2 separate regions of the Homo sapiens genome follow, and region 1 is linked to region 2. A link is a loop called in an ENCODE intact Hi-C map of the cell type or tissue named here. Cell type or tissue: prostate gland. All regions are shown on one strand. Region 1 has its middle 58 kb from the start of IL1R2. Region 2 has its middle 37 kb from the start of IL1R1.

Evidence for each region. A loop is a pair of places that touch in the nucleus more often than their neighbours do. Peaks named below come from ENCODE experiments on the same cell type or tissue, not always from the same donor. Only the 100,000 strongest peaks of a DNase experiment are listed, where the experiment ranks them.
Region 1: it touches region 2 in a loop (2.4-fold over the local background); 9 of 110 quality-filtered maps call a loop at or near these places.

The regions. Positions count from the first base shown.
Region 1 is chr2:102,046,440-102,054,439 of GRCh38, forward strand. No RefSeq gene overlaps it. Among named protein-coding and RNA genes, the nearest start is that of IL1R2, 58 kb to the left of the region's middle. In prostate gland, no CTCF peak of the experiment used is centred here; DNase peaks (open chromatin) are centred at 2,212, 3,782 and 4,722; H3K27ac peaks cover 5,823 bases.
Region 2 is chr2:102,101,453-102,109,452 of GRCh38, forward strand. It overlaps a transcript of IL1R1 not described here. Among named protein-coding and RNA genes, the nearest start is that of IL1R1, 37 kb to the right of the region's middle. In prostate gland, no CTCF peak of the experiment used is centred here; DNase peaks (open chromatin) are centred at 3,099, 4,769 and 5,060; H3K4me3 peaks cover 2,882 bases; H3K27ac peaks cover 5,461 bases.

The DNA.
Region 1 (8,000 bases), 55 kb before region 2:
CATGCAGTTTTCCAAATGTGGCTGAAGCTGGGTTTTGTGTAAACACAGGATGCGGGCTTGACAGCAGCCGGCTGCACTGCCCTTTCACTAGGGTGGGACAATGCAGGAGGGATGCTGCCAGGAAATGGTCACAGTGACCCCTGGGTTTCTTTTCAGGGCTGTCATGGATAGATTGGAGATCTTTATCTCGCAAAATAGTAAAGGTGACTTTCTGGAAGTCATTTTAAGGGAAAACTGTAATCTCAAACTACTTCCAGAGAAGTACAACTATCATTCCTGTCTACTCTCCACTACTTTGTCAGAGCTTTTAAACATTTTACTAGCTTGCAATTTTACTGCGTGGAAGACTTGCAAGTCATCTGCAAGGGTGAGGTTTCCCTGTGTGCTCACTCATTTTAGGTCATGGAGAAGTATTCATTTGTCCTGATGGTTGGTTTTGGTCTCCGGGTTTCCTGTCTAGACCCGCTAAATGCCTACTGGTCTCATGGCTGCATTTTGAAGTCATCAGGTTAGACTTGGGGCATGTTTGAAGTAGGATCTGAATCCAGGGGAGGCAATGGCTTCCTGACAAGGGTAGTTTCTCAAAACCTGGGATTTTCACTCCTGCAAGTTAGGAGTGGGCATGATGAGAATATAAAATCATGAAGCAACTCAAATCAGACTTACTTAGTATACTAGAACAAGGAGGGTATCCCTTGATGTTGGCAGGGACAAAGAAAGTGAATTTTCTGTTTAAATATCATTAAGGAAGTGTGTGGAAGTCAGTCACGAAGGGGTGGTGCAGACTAAAACACCAAAAGGTTCAAATGAGCTCTGAGTCAATCAATGCGTGATTAATAAGTAAGGAATCACTTCAGGGAATTAGGGGTGTTTCTTTTATTAAAAAAAATTAAAAATAGAACTATCATACAATCCAGCAATCTTACTACTGGGTATATATCCAAAGGAAATAAAATGAGTATGCGGAAGAGATATCTGCACCCCCCCACCCCGTTTATTGCCGCACTATTCATAATAGCCAAGATGTAGAACAAACCTAAGTGTCCAACAGTGAATGAATGGGTGAAGAAGATGTGGTGCATATACACAATGGAATACTATTCAGCTATATAAAAGAAGGAAATGTTGTTCTTTGTGACAACATGAATGAATCTGGAGGACGCTATGCTAAATGAAATAAACCAGGTACACAAGGACAAATACTGCATGATCTCCCTTGCATGTGGAATCTAACCAAGTTGAATTCATAGCAGCAGAGGGTAGAATGGTGGCTACCAGGGGTTGGGGAGGGTTGGAAGACTTTGGTCCAAAGATACAACTTTTCAGTTAGACAGGAGGATTAAGTTCTGGAGATCTATTGTACAGCATGGCAACTGTAGTTAATAACAATGTATTGGGTACTTGAAAACTGGGTAAACATGTGGAGAAATAGAAATGCTTTTACACTGTTGGTGGGAGTGTCAATTAGTTCAACCATTGTGGAAGACAGAATGGTGATTCCTCAAGGATCTAGAACCAGAAATATCATTTGACCCAGCAATCCCATTACTGGGTATATAACGACAGGAATATAAATCATTCTACGATAAAGACACATGCACATGTATGTTTATTGTGGCACTATTTACAATAGCAAAGACTTGGAACCAACCCAAATGCCCACCAATGATAGACTGGATAAAGAAAATGTGGCACATATACACCATGGAATACTATGCAGTCATGAAAAAGAATGAGTTCATGTCCTTTGCAGGGACATGGATGAAACTAGAAGTCACCATTCTCAGCAAACTAACACAAGAACAGAAAAGCGAACACCGCATGTTCTCACTCATAAGTTGGAGTCGAACAATGAGAACACATGGGCTCAGGGAGGGGAACATCACATACCGAGGCCTGTTGGTGGCGGGGTGGGGGGAAGGGGAGGGAGAACATTAGGACAAATACCTAATGCATGTGGGGCTTAAAACCTAGATGAGGGTTGATAGGTACAGCAAACCACCACGGCACATGTATTGTGCCCCAGCAATTTCTGGAGCAGGAGAAGCAGGGCACACCTCGTGATAGGTGGAAGATCTGACAGGGAAGCTTGACTATCAGAACAGGGAGTGACCTTGTGGATCATGCTGTCCTCAGAGGTGGCACAAACCAAAGAGCGGGGCTTGCCAGAGATCTAGGCGAAGTCAGAGAGAAAGCATCATAGCAGCCTGTGCTCAGAAGTCCCTGGGAACGTCCTGAACCTTCCGAGGGTGACCCTGGAGAAAACACTCACCACTGAGTGACTCACAGCCTCTTCTCTGAGCCACTGAAGTCAAAACAGGGATCCGAAGCTTGCTCCCGGCCACTTCACCTTGTCGTTGAGCATCCTCTTCCTCTGGAAACACTGGCCTCCTAGTTCTTGGTCTTTTCTTCTCTTCTTTCCTGTAGAGTCTGTGAAAAAAAAAAGATGAACTCACACTTTCATGTAGTTAATACTAAACTTAATTAATCCTGGCAACAGCCTATGGGAAGGGTGTGGCATTGCTTACTGCACTGATTTAATTGAGATCTGAATAGTTCTGGGGACTAAGATCCCACAATCCTAGTTTTTTTTTTTGTTTTGTTGGCAAAATCCTGCCTAGTTTTTTTTGTTTTATTGGGGGATCAAGTTCCTGGATTGCTATTTGTAGACAGCATTTACCTTAAAGCAGGTGCCTTCAAAGGAGAAACTCCTTACTGTTAGAATTTTAGACAGCATGGCAGGGTCTTGAAGTAGATTTGTGGGAATTTCCCTGGGACCCTCAGGTCACATGACCATTTATTGGCCCTGCTCTGCAGGGCACCTTAGGTGATGTATTGCAAAGGCAGATCAAGGGAAAGCAGATGTTGCCATGGAAATGGCCCTGCCCCCATTCATTATTAAAAGTTGTTGTTATTGTTGTTTTTTGGCAGCATCAAATAGCAGTGAAAATTTTTGAGGCAGCTGACCTAAATTTTGAATGTGATCTCATAGTCAGGGTTCTTAAATTAGTGAAAACGAATATGCTTCCTACAGGAAATTATTTAAAAAGATGACACATGAGGATTTAGTCCAGAAGCCACTGGATTGAAAAGATACCTCAGTGTGTCCAACCTGGGCAGAAAAGTCCTGCCAAAGAAACATTTATAAGGTTGCTTTTAAATTGGATTTGATAAAATAAAAGTTACAATAAAAAAATAAGCTGGGTTTGAGTTAATAGTAGTAAAGGCATGGGTATATGTTGTTATTTATTTGAGTTATCAGTGCTGGTATTTTTTTAATTGCATGAAGTGAGTTTCCAAGAGCAGAATTCCCACCCATACTGGGCCATGGAAAGAGGCGAGTTTAACTTAAGACAGCTCAGTTTGCATTCATCGTTTGGGAGCCAGTTAAATGGAAGGTGAGGTGGCAGTTGTTAGTGCCGCGTTTGTCAGTGGGTGGCCGAGGATGGTGTCTTGTCCAACTCTGCGGAACTCCGGCTGCTGCTCTGTTAACCCAGCAAGGTCTTCTGGTGGTGGCTGCAGACTCTGCACTCTCCCCTGTGCCGGGACTCTGGGTCTTGCTTCTGAGGGTTTGCTGCAGTCAAGGGAGAGATATTTTCAATGCCTCTTGGCAGGGGAAATTATTTCCTGAATTGAGTCCAAGCAAAAAAGGATCTTCTGTAATTTGGTGAAGTATCGAGTGCCAGGACACACCCTGACTGGCAACATCACTAAATGCCCTTTGTGACTGCTGGGGCTCAGGGTTTTATTGTGTAAGCTCATTTAGGCCAATTTTACGTGGGCAGCACATGTACTGCCAGCTGGAACCCTTGTTCTGCAGACAGCCATGACTGTGGAACATGTCCAGCACCCATGAAAGGCCTGGTAGATGAATAAATGTGCAGAATGGGTGTGGGCCTCAGCAGTGTCTGACCAATACAAACAGAGCTGCTTGTGTTTGGGTCAACTTTTATAAGTGGAGATGATCTGGGGCTAGAACCACAATGATCACATGTACTGGGTGATTTGTGGAAGAGAAGTTTATATACTAAAACTACATCACTCTTGAATATTTCTGAAAGGACACATAAAAGAATGTGAAGTGTGGCTCTCTCTGGGGAGGAGAACAAGGGTTCTGGGATGAGCAGAACTACTTTTCACTGAATTTGCTTTACCAAATGCGTATGTTCATTTTCTGTTTAGATAACTAGACTGGGTTTCTCTAGCTATATTAAAGATCACCATGTGATCTTAGATGTACATCACTTAACATTGCTGAATTTCCTGTTTCTTGTTTGCAAAACAAAGGATTTGAGCTAGAGACTTTTAAATATCTTTCTAGCTCTTCATATGGATTCATTTTAAGACAAAAATACTGCAGGAAGTTTTTGTATCTAAAAACCATTTTCCATCTAAGTTAGTTAAGTTGATTATGACACCTACAGAGGGCATTTCAGCCCCTAATGCCTGTTCCACTGAGGGCTAAGACGATGGTTTATCTTGACAGCAGCAAGCCCACAGATGTCAAAGGTCACTCATACATCCCTCCCTGACTCTTAACATGGGGGAAGGGGAGACAGTGCATCACTTCCGGTAGATCCAATAGCTGCAACAGATCTTCCTCTGTGTGTGTGGATGAGTGGGACTATTTCAATCTTTTTAAGTCAAGCCCAAAACTGGGACTTGGGCCAACAGCTGAAGGAAGCCAGCAGCCTGTTGGATCAGGATGCACGAACACTTCCCAAATGCCTCTTCAAATGGCCTTGTTTTCAGAAGCCGTCCTCTTGTTGGACATTGACACCAGCCGGTGCTTTGAAAGCTGCTGTTGATGGCTGGTTGGCTGGTATCCTTCAGGAAACACTTCCAGGATGGAAATATTCATGTTTTACCAAAGCCAAGGAGCTTAAATAAATAGATTGTGATTTCTTCTCTCAGCGGAGGAATTTAATGTGCTAGAGGTTATTGTTGGCCGGCCACGGTGGCTCATGCCTGTAATCCTAGCACTTTGGGAGGCTGAGGTGGGTGGATCACCTGAGGTCAGGGGTTCGAGACCAGCCTTTCCAACATGGTGAAACCCCATCTCTACGAAAAATACAAAAATTAGCCAGGCATGGTGGCCAGCACCTGTAATCCCAGCTATTTGGGAGGCTGTGGCAGGAGAATTGCTTGAACCTAGGAGGAGGAGGTTGAAGTGAGCCAAGATCATGCCATTGCATTCCAGGCTGGGTGACAAGAGCGAGACCCTGTCTCAAAACGAAAAAAAAAAATAGAGGTTACTGTTAACATCCAGTTGAGGCCAACAGATAAAATGAAGTTAGTTCTGGAAGGATTTTGCCTTACCATGGCTGCAATGGGCTCACTAAGTCAAAACCTAGTGGAAGTCCTGGGAAGTGAGGTCATCCCAGGATTGTGGTTTGAAGAGCCCCAGGAAGAGGGAGGCAGCACGTGCTGGAGGGCCTGGTGGTGTCTCAGGAAAGACCTCACTTAGGCCAAGTGCCATTGTGTGAGTGAAACCACTGGGGTCTTCTTGGACTGAGGCCAGAAATGCAATTTTGTTGGTGATCGAAGATGTTCAGACTCCCAAGGGTCGGCTCCTTCAAATCATTCTCATTCCAAAGTGCTGATTTGTTAATTATAGCAGGGATGTCTCTTTCCGTTATTTATGGAGGTATCTGGGGACTGAATTAGGCATCTGAAGGCAGCTTGGGGAGTGTGAAATGAATGTCAGTGGAATCACTGCCTGGCGAGTATGAGGTCAATGCCTGACGGAACTTTCAAACAGCATAGCGCAGCCATTAAGAGCATGGTTCCTGGACCCAAAGTACCCTGGACTGAGTCCCAGCCTCTATTAAATTGGGAACATTGGAGAAGTTTCCTGAACTTTCTTTCTCTGTCTCTGTTTTCATATCTAGGAGTTGATATAATTTCATCAGATAATTTCAAGGTTTGGTGTGAGGATTAAATGAGATATTACATGCTAAGCACCTAGAACAATGCCAGGCACATGGAAGCACTGGGGTGTGTGAGTTGCAATCATCATCATCGTCATTATCTGGGGCAGGGCTCAGCAGACTTTTCTGTAGAGGGTGAGAGAGTAAATATTTCAGGCTTTTCTGGCCACACCGTCTCTATTGCAATGACTTAATTCTGCTGTTATATTTCAAAAGCAGTCATAGGCAATATGAAAGCAAATGGGCGTGGCTGTGTTCCAGTAAAGTTTTATTTATAGAAATAGGTGATATGTGGGGTTCTGTCCTGTGGCTGTCGTTTGCCTGACCTCTCATCTATAGAATTACCATGATACTGAAACACTAGGTAGAAATTACTGAGTCAGAGCAAGGGCTAAAAAGAGGAATGTTTAGTCTTTCTCCTTAATTCAATAACTATCCTATACTTTGTGGGCAGGTAGGGAGACCGAGGCACCCATTCTCATATTGTGAAGTTGGTAAAATTCAACTCTCTTGACTCTTATATTTTAGTTCCTTCTCTCCAATCCTGGGCAGCCCAGTAGTCACATGGCTGGAAATAATCCATTTTGATCATTTGCGGTGGAGTTAGAGACAAAATTCCTAACCAAGGGCTAGCTACCAGAAAGGAATATTAAAGTATCATGACGGATGGAATCTCCATTAAAAGGAGATCTTAGTGGCCAATGTCAGATGCTTCTGTCCCCTCAATGGCATCCCATCTAAGGGGATGTGTGATGAACTCACAGCCAGCCTTGACCAACAGCACCCTCCAAGGACAGCAAATATGATGGCTGGAGTCTGAACTGCCCTTAGACCCGCGGGAGGGCCCTTGCGCCAGGCCGTACACCAGAACCCAAAGACTTCCTTCAAAACATATTTTCGGTTGCATAGGAAAGTGTTTTGAAAGTTTAGCTGAAAATTGAGCAAAAGGAAATAGTGGAAGAAGGTTGCCAGAGGATGCCATGAAGGGAGGAGGAAATCGCTGGCTTGCTCTTGGGATCCAGAGAAAGTGCTGCTTTTGTTTCAAGCTGACTTCCCCAAACTACCCGAAGTGAATGTCTAGGTAGGAGCTGGGTTCGCAGAATAACTGTGCCCCCTCCCTCCTCTTTGTGGAGAGGGTGTAGTTTTGGACCGGCTTAGAAATCCGGAGTGAGAAAAGTGAGGCGTGGAACTGGGGTGGGGACCTGTCACTCCAGGTGCTTGGTCCTAGTTCTCCCTAGTTGGGTCACTGTGTTACTGCTCAGGCTTGCAGCAGCCTGGATGAGCTGGGAAGGGGGTCCTTAGGTTTTGGGGTGAGGGGATCCCCTGGACACATTCCCTGGACACAAATAGGTAGGAATTCAGATTAACATTCTTAGGGGTACATTAAGTAACTTTGAGCTCTCTCAGCAGGTGCCATGTGAGTCTCCATGTGTGGTTGTGTTTTAAGCCCAGGAAGTGCTAGGAGTAAGCTGGAATAAGCTAGAACTCACAGCTGGTTCTTCCACATAGAGGTGGGTGACCTGTGTTCTGGGACCGCTTGATTTCTCCAGTTCATCTTCTGAACATGTCCCCTCTAGATATGTTATTCACACCGCCTTGGCTTTAGTCCAAGCTATTCTAGCTGGGGTACGGTCCTTTCCCTTCAAAGCAATCATTCATTCATCAAATTTTACACATCTATAGGTCTAAGTAAAACAAAAATTCTCAGAATTCTAGTTAATTACTGTTATTTGTATGTGTGTGTATGTATACATATATGTGTGTACATATGCGCATATATTTTATTATGTTTTAAAAACTTGTCTCCTATATTTTCTAATTACGAGGAGTGTTGGGGTAGTGGATGTATGCAGGGTAAAAAAAATCAAAAGTTTTTTCAAACTCTCAAAAGTGGAGAAGTCTGCTTTGTCATCAGAATGTGTATTCCTAGGGCCTTCACATCTTTGGTCTGATTAAATCATTTTAATACCATCTCTAAGACAGCAAAGGCAAATGCTACAGTATTACGTTTAGTTCACAGATGGGAAATTGAGACAGGGAACTTAAAGTAGCAAATGTCCAGTGTTGCAA
Region 2 (8,000 bases):
CCAAGGTTAGATTCTAGGGTTGCACATACTTGCACAAACATGCACACACATACACACATGCTCATGCACACACATGCACACACATACTGTACGTGCTTCTTCCTATTCTCCTTTTTCAATTGGGAGGTATAAGAAACACATGGATTACAGCCACATTAAAGATATTCATAAATGCAAATCAATTCTGAATGTGTAAACTTTTCCATAAGAATATTCTGGGAAAATACTTGAGTTATTTCTGACCTTTTATGTATAAACACAGACATTCTGGAGTTTGTCAAAGACCATGTTACTGATAAAATTGTGTTAGAATGACGTCTTCTGATAGTTTAAATGTTAAAAGCTCTGGGCTCGGCTCAGGGAATTCTATACTTTAGCATTCATAAAGGACCCTAGAGTTTGAGAGATTATCCATTAACTTCTGATATTGAATTTTTGTTGCCAACTATGACTATTTGTTTTCCCTGAACTCTGTAGGGGAACAACACAGCTGACAAAACCCAGGCAAAAGCGTGTGTGTGGGTGCGTGTGGGTGCATGTGTGTGGCGTGTGTGTTCACACAGGTTAACTAAACAGTGCAGATTCCTCCAATTTTTCTCCTTTTTGAGAAGTAGGAAGGAGCAAGAGAGAAGAAATCATCTGGAGTGGAAAAGAGGGCTGGAAAAGTCCTTGAACTAATAATCTGCCAATTAATCCAGCTGCTTGGAAATAGCCTGGAATTGGAAGGTCTTTTGGGTGCTCTCTGGAAAGGGTACCAGGAAGTATGAGACAATGGCTGCTAGGAACTTGCACTGTTCCTGAGTAGATAAGACCTGTTGTCAAGTAAATTGCGGTGGATCCCTGGTAACACTTGAAGAGCAATGCAAGCCTGGGCTCCACCTGGGCTCTACCCCTGCCTGACTAAGGGAGCTTGGGGAAAGTATTTACATAATCTCAATCAGTTTTCTCACCTGTAAAATGGGCCTAAAGAATTTAAATTTCCATGCAAGTCAAAACCATAATGAGATATCATCTCACACCAGTCAAAATGGCTATTACTAAAAAGTCAAAAAATAAGAGATGCCAACAAGGTTGCAGTGAAAAGGGAATGCTTATATTCTGCTTGTGGGAATGTAAATTAGTTCAGCCACTATGAAAAGCAGTTTGGTGATTGCTCAAAGAACTTAAAACACAACTACCATTTGACTCAGCCATCCCATTGTTGGGTATATTCCCACAGGAATATTAATCATTCTACCATAAGACATGATGTTCATTACATCGCTATTCTCAATAGCAAAGACATGGAATCAACCTAAATGTTCATCAGTGGTAGACTGGATAAAGAAAATGTGGTACATGTACACCGCGGAATATTATGCAGCCATGAAAAAGAACAAGATCATGTCTTTTGCAGCAACATGGATACAACTGGAGGCCATTCTTCTGAGAACTAACACAGAAACAGAAAATCAAATACTGCATGGTCTCACTTATAAGTGAGAATTAAACACTGAGTTCATACGGACACAAAGAAAGGAAAAACAGACACCAGGACCTACTTGAGGATGGAGTGTGGGAGGAGGGTGAGGATTGAAACTACCTATAGGGTACCATACTTATTACCTAGGTTACAAAAAAATCTGTAGACCAAGCCGCCTGAATACACAATTTGCCTATATAACAGACCTGCACAAGTACCCCTGAAACTAAAATAAAATTAAAAATAAATAAGTAAATGAATATATAATTTAAATTTCCTTGAAGAATGCCTGGCACCTGTAAGTGCTCACTTCTGCTATCTCCGTTATCATCACAGAGAGAAGGCACAGGTTCAGAGTCGGGAAAATCACCCCAGGATGCTTGAGTGGGGTCTGCTTGAGCAAATGGCGGTGAAAACTGGAAAGAAGGGGAAGGAGCAAAGAGGAGGTGGGCTGTGTCGTGCTGAGTGGTGTCAATTGGCTAGGGTAAGGAGTGGCAGTGGCAGAATTGAGGCTGCAGAGCATTGAAGCAGAGGTTTGAGCAGTGCCTCTTAGGGTCAGCAGGCGGCCCATCCAGGTGAGCACAAAGCGCTCTTGGAAAGGGTAGCGGGAACAATGACAGGAAAGTGTGTGAGACCAGATGTCTGAAGACCTTGAATGCTAGAATTGGAGGCTTGACTCTTCCTCCCTACGATGCAGATTTTTGAGTAGCGTTGTGATAGGCTGGACTCTGTATCATGTTGAGAATGTTCATCGGAGTGCAGAGCACAGGAGGAGCTATGAGAGAAATAAAAGAGGCAGGCCAGGTGCGGTGGCTCATGCCTGTAACCCCAGCACTTTGGGAGGCCAAGGGGGTGGATCATCTGAGTTCAGGAGTTTGAGACCAGCCTGACCATCATGGTGAAACCCCATCTCTACTAAAATTACAAAAATTAGCCAGACATGGTGGCGGGCATCTATAATCCCAGCTACTCGGGCTGAGGCACGAGAATCACTTGAACCTGGGAAGCAGGGGTTGCTGTGAGCCGAGATTGTGACATTGCACTCCAGCCTGGGAGACAGAGCAAGACTGTCTCAGAAAAAAAAAAAAAAAAAAAAAAGAGGAGGCTTGGCAGCACCAGCTCTCCTAGGTGGATCTGGCTGCATTTGTGGAAGCCAGAGGCTCCAGCTTTCATCTCCCTGAGCTGAGGGGTGATCAGTGGCCATCCCACCTCCAGGGTGTGGTGAAGGGAGACTTCCAGAGTTCTCAGGGCACATGGCAGGAGTGGTGGCCACCATGAGAAGTGGGCCAGCATCTGGGACACGAGCAGACCTGAATAAAGAGTCCTGCAGCATTGCCTGGGCTGACTCTAGGGAGATTGCTCTAAGGATTGGGAGGTAGGCAGAGAGGGAAAGCTTAGGCCACCACAGGCCTGAGACTGACCAGTCAAGACTCTGATGATGGGAACATGATAATGAGCTGGATTCAGCCAGCAGGCTTGTCCAGGTTCAACACAAAGTCATGAGAGGAAAGCACCAGCTTCGGGAAACTTTAGAGGTTACCGTGCAGTGGCGGGTGTTGGTGTTTCTTAAGGGTCTGGCACGTTTGCTGAGTGATTCTGGCTGTCTGCCTGGCTCTGAGCTTCCTGTTCATAGTTCCCCAGATGTGTCACGGCCGAGGGATTAAAGCCCTAAGAGGCTGTGACACAGCCATCTCCAAAACCCCACTTTCTCCTTCCTTTGAGCCTCCGTACCAGCTGGGGCGTCCGGCAAGATGTGAGTTGTCACTCTGCTGCGGCACAGACCTGAATTAACAACTCTAGCTAGGGCTGACTTCAAAAAGCACTTTCGTTTTTTAATAACCAACATCAGCTCAGCAGGCTTCATTTGGGAAAAGAAACCTTGTCGGATTACCCCGACATTCTCCACCTCCTGGGAGGCCAGCCATTCCCAAATGCCCCAAGGATGAAGAACGGAGACGGTAAGATGATTAATTGCACTGCAGGTTTTTTGTTTCTGTATTTTTTTCCCTCCTTTTTTTGGGTTTACTTACACATTAATGAGGTATTTAGGAAAGACAAATGGAATCTGATAAAAGGTAACGTTATATTGTTTGTCGAAACAACATTTTAAGGATTTCTTGAAGTTATATGGCTCTGTAGGCATGTTTCACTTTAAGATGTGTTTCTGAGTCATATTAGGAGAACGACTGTGATTATCTATGGAAGATTAACTATGAAACATATGGGAAATATACTTTATAACTGTATATTACTTATAAACCATGAATAGTTACATGACTTTTGGTATGTGGTGAGAGATGTTAAGTGAAAGGTGTTGTAAATGAAGTCGTTTTATAAGACTGTTGTTACTGTAAGAATTGAGACTTATTTTATCACTTCCCATTAAGCTTCTACAGTGTTAGAGAGGCATAACCCAATGTTGACTGAAGGTGCTATGTTTTCTTTTTAATTTATTTTTTATTTTGTTTGAGATGGGGTCTCACTTTGTCACCCAGACTGGAGTACAATGGCATGATCTTGGCTCACTGCAACCTCCGCCTCCCAGGTTCAAGCGATTCTCCTGCCTCAGCCTCCCGAGTAGCTGGGACTATAGGCGCCTGCCACCATGCCCTGCTAACTTTTTGTATTTTTAGTAGAGATGGGTTTTCACTGTGTTAGCCAGGATGGTCTCGATCTCCTGACCTCGTGATCCACCTGCCTGGGCCTCCCAAAGTGCTGGGATTACAGGCATGAGCCACCACGCCTGGCCTGAATGTGCTATGTTATTAATGGCAGCCTCTATTGGTTTCATTTAAAGGTATAATGCATTGTATTGGCAAAACTTGTACACGCTTTCTTCAATAAGGACCTCAAAGGTAATCTTAAAAGCCTGATCATATTTTTCTCCCCCCTTCAGAAGCTTTGCCAATGTTGCACCTATAGCTATAGAGAAGACCATGCACTCTCAGAGGGGATTATAAACATTGCCTTGCATTTTTATCCTTGATCTCCATAATTTATCCTTGATCTCCATTTATCCTTGATCCTCATAATTCCTACTGATAGTGTTGTTGTGCATAAGAATGAGAAAATGGGACTGAACCTGAAAGATTAAGGAAAGAAAATAACAAAACAAAAAGGAAAACCTAATGAAGCTTATCATTCAATTCAATTTATAACTCCTTATTGCTCATGCAAAATGTGAATTTTTCGCTGTGTTGGTGAGGGTGTGAGGAGTGGATGGTGGGGAAGGATGCTTCAAAAAATACAGCTAAGGACCAACTGGTTTGGTGAGTCATGGCATTCACCCATGAGACAGCTGGAGAACAGTGACGTGTGTGTCTCTGTGTGTGTGTGTCTGTGTGTGTGTGCATTTGATGCCAGAGATTGGTGTTTACTATAAATGTGTTGATCTGTTAGGAAAAGGAAGAAGACAAAGTTGTCCAGAAAGAGCCAAGAAAACTTCTTGAGATGAATTTGATCTGCCTAATGGTAGTGATGAGTTTAAAAAGATTCTTATGGCCTTTCCTAACACTACATGCTATTGTTAATCATTGAACTGACAAACCCCGTTGAGCACAAGACTGTTAGTTTACTTAGGAGGAAAACTTGGCAGGAACGGTCAAAGAATAGCGAGGGTATACTTCTAAAATACGTCCTTGGAACATTTACACAAACAGCACAAGCTCATTGTCAAGAATAAAATTTTAAAAAATACATAGAGATAATAGTAAAAGACGAGAAGTAAAAACACACCACTGTGAGGTAAACACTGTTAACATTTTGGTAGGTGTATTTGTCTCTGAGTACATTTACATTTTGAAGAAATATATTTGTACTCTACATGCTTTTCGGTTATCTGCTTTTACCTCACAGCGATGGAGCATCTTGTTATGAGAATGAGTTTTCTTTTACAAAAGCTTTTCCATTTCATTGCATAGATAGTTTATTAAATCCTGTTGGCAGGTAGTTGATTGTTTTTCTCTTATTAACAGTACTACAACTATGTTCTTCTCTTATTAACAGTACTACAACTAACACCCTTGTAGCTAAACCTTTGCATCTCCTTGATGCAAAGGTTATCTCAACGAGTTTTCCTTGAGATAAATCCCCAGAGGTAGAATGGTAGGGGTCAAAGGGCATGGGCATTTTAAAAACTCTAGATCCCTGCTGCTAAATTAATCCTAGGAAAGTTTAATTAATTTATGTGCCCACCAGCACTGTATGAACATTTTCCAACTCTCTCATCAGCATTGGGTTTTATAATTTTTTGAAAAGTGTGCTACTCTGCATGCACACGTATGTTTATTGTGGCACTATTCACAATAGCAAAGACTTGGAACCAACCCAAATGTCCATCAGTGATAGACTGGATTAAGAAAATGTGGCACATATACACCATGGAATACTATGCAGCCATGAAAAAGGATGAGTTCATGTCCTTTGTAGGGACATGGATGAAGCTGGAAACCATCATCCTGAGCAAACTATCACAAGGACAGAAAACCAAACGCCGCATATTCTCACTCGTAGGTGGGAATTGAACAATGAGAACACTTGGACACAGGGTGGGGAACATCACACACCGGGGCCTGTTGTGGGGTGGGAGGAGGGGGGAGGGATAACATTAGGAGACATACCTAATGTAAATGACAAGTTAACAGGTGCAGCACACCAACATGGCACATGTATACATATGTAACAAACCTGCATGTTGTGCACATGTACCCTAGAACTTAAAGTATCACAATAAATAAAAGAAAAGTGTGCTACTCTGATAATAGGCAAAGGTATATTTTGTTGTCTTAATTTACCTTAAGGAAACCCTTTGCAAAATCTGCTGGTTTCCAGTTCTGCCCCTTTGGGTTCAGCCTCTCGTCTTTTTTGGTTACTCATTGCCAAAGCAGTCACCTCTTACAGTAACTTCTGCCAACCTAATTTCTGAGGACTTTGACCTCTTTTGATGTCTCTCAGAAAGTCTGCTGAGAGAGCGAGAGAACTGGATGCTTTTGCTCTGAATTTTTACCGATTGAGTAACCTGGGGTAAACCTCAGTCTTTGTGATTTTGTCTCCTTTTTAGCTATAAAATTTAGACAGAAGGCCTGTGCTAGCCACCTCACAAGATTGTACTGGGAATATAAAGAGGCAAGATAGAGGCAAGCTTTTTGAATAGAGGAAAAGCAAAAATGCAAAATGGTATTATTATTATTGTTGTTACTCTAAAGTTTAGTGATAAATCTAACCTTCTAAAATATATAGTTTCTGGAGAGCTGCATGCTGAAATTTTGTCGTCTTCTAATTCTAAACTTGGGAAGTGTGTGTGTGTGTGTATGTATGTGTGTGTGTGTGGGGGGGGGTGTGTATAACATATTTCTATGCTTCTTGGTTCTTAGATTCAGTAGCAGTGTTTAGTGTGTTACAGCAGTGCATGGATACATTTTAGATTAAAAAGATTTCCATTTTGTTGCTTATTTATTCCATTCTTGTACAGGAAAACCAGCCATCCTCCTCCTATTGCATTCTCATCATCCATGGGCTTTGCTCAGCTCCCCAGTGGACTGAGAGCTCCTCAAAGACGGGGTCCGGTTTCATGTGTATACCTCTCTCCAGGGCCTGCTTTGGGGTCTGACACCCAGAGGGCGGATCAATCAATGTTTCTCAAATGAGTCAATGTAAGGGAGGTAGAAAAATATTTACCCAGTTCTGTGGAGAAAAGAATATTCCAAAAAGGCACCCCAGAAGATTAAAAAAAAACCTAAATGGAGCTTTTCTAGGGGCAACTGGTTATTTATTTCGTTTAGTTTGGGTGAGTCTCAGTTTCTATTGAGTAAATATTTAAAGCTCTGAAAGGATATTAAACAAATGAATGCAAGCCAAGGATAGGACCAGGAAAATGGAGAACCCTGTCTTTATAGGTGCAAGTGTCATGGATTTGGCATGAATATCAAAAACTTTAAGGAGGCATCGATTTTCACTCTGACTCCCAGCTCAGTGCTGGGCTGCAAAAATCAGGACCAAACTGACATTTAGTAATGGTTTGAACTTGGTACTGAATAATAATAATAATAATAATAATAATAATAATAATAATAATAAAAGCTAATATGTAATACAGCACTTGCTAGGTAGGAGACCTGGTTTTAGGTACCGCTCATATAAAATAATCAGTACTATTATTTTATTTTGCAGATTAAGAAACGGAAGCACAGAGAGTGATTTGCTAGGGTTATACCAGTAGTTATTGCAGAGCTGGAATTATGACGCAGACAGGCTCACTCTGGAGCCTGTGGGTCAGTGAGGGTAGGTCGGACTGAACTTTGGAGACAATGTCTCATGGTTTTAGGCCACTGGTGATGTTTGTGCTGTTTATTTGGGTATATGACTACCATTTATTGAGTCACCTACTAAAGGAACATGCACTCTTCTGGGTTCTTTAAGTATAATATCTTGAATCTTTCTCGCAACCTTGAAACATTATTCCAACTCTAGGTCCAGACAAGCTGAGACCCTGAGAAGTTCAGTAAGTTTCCCAAAGCTGCAGGCTAGTGAGGAGAGATCC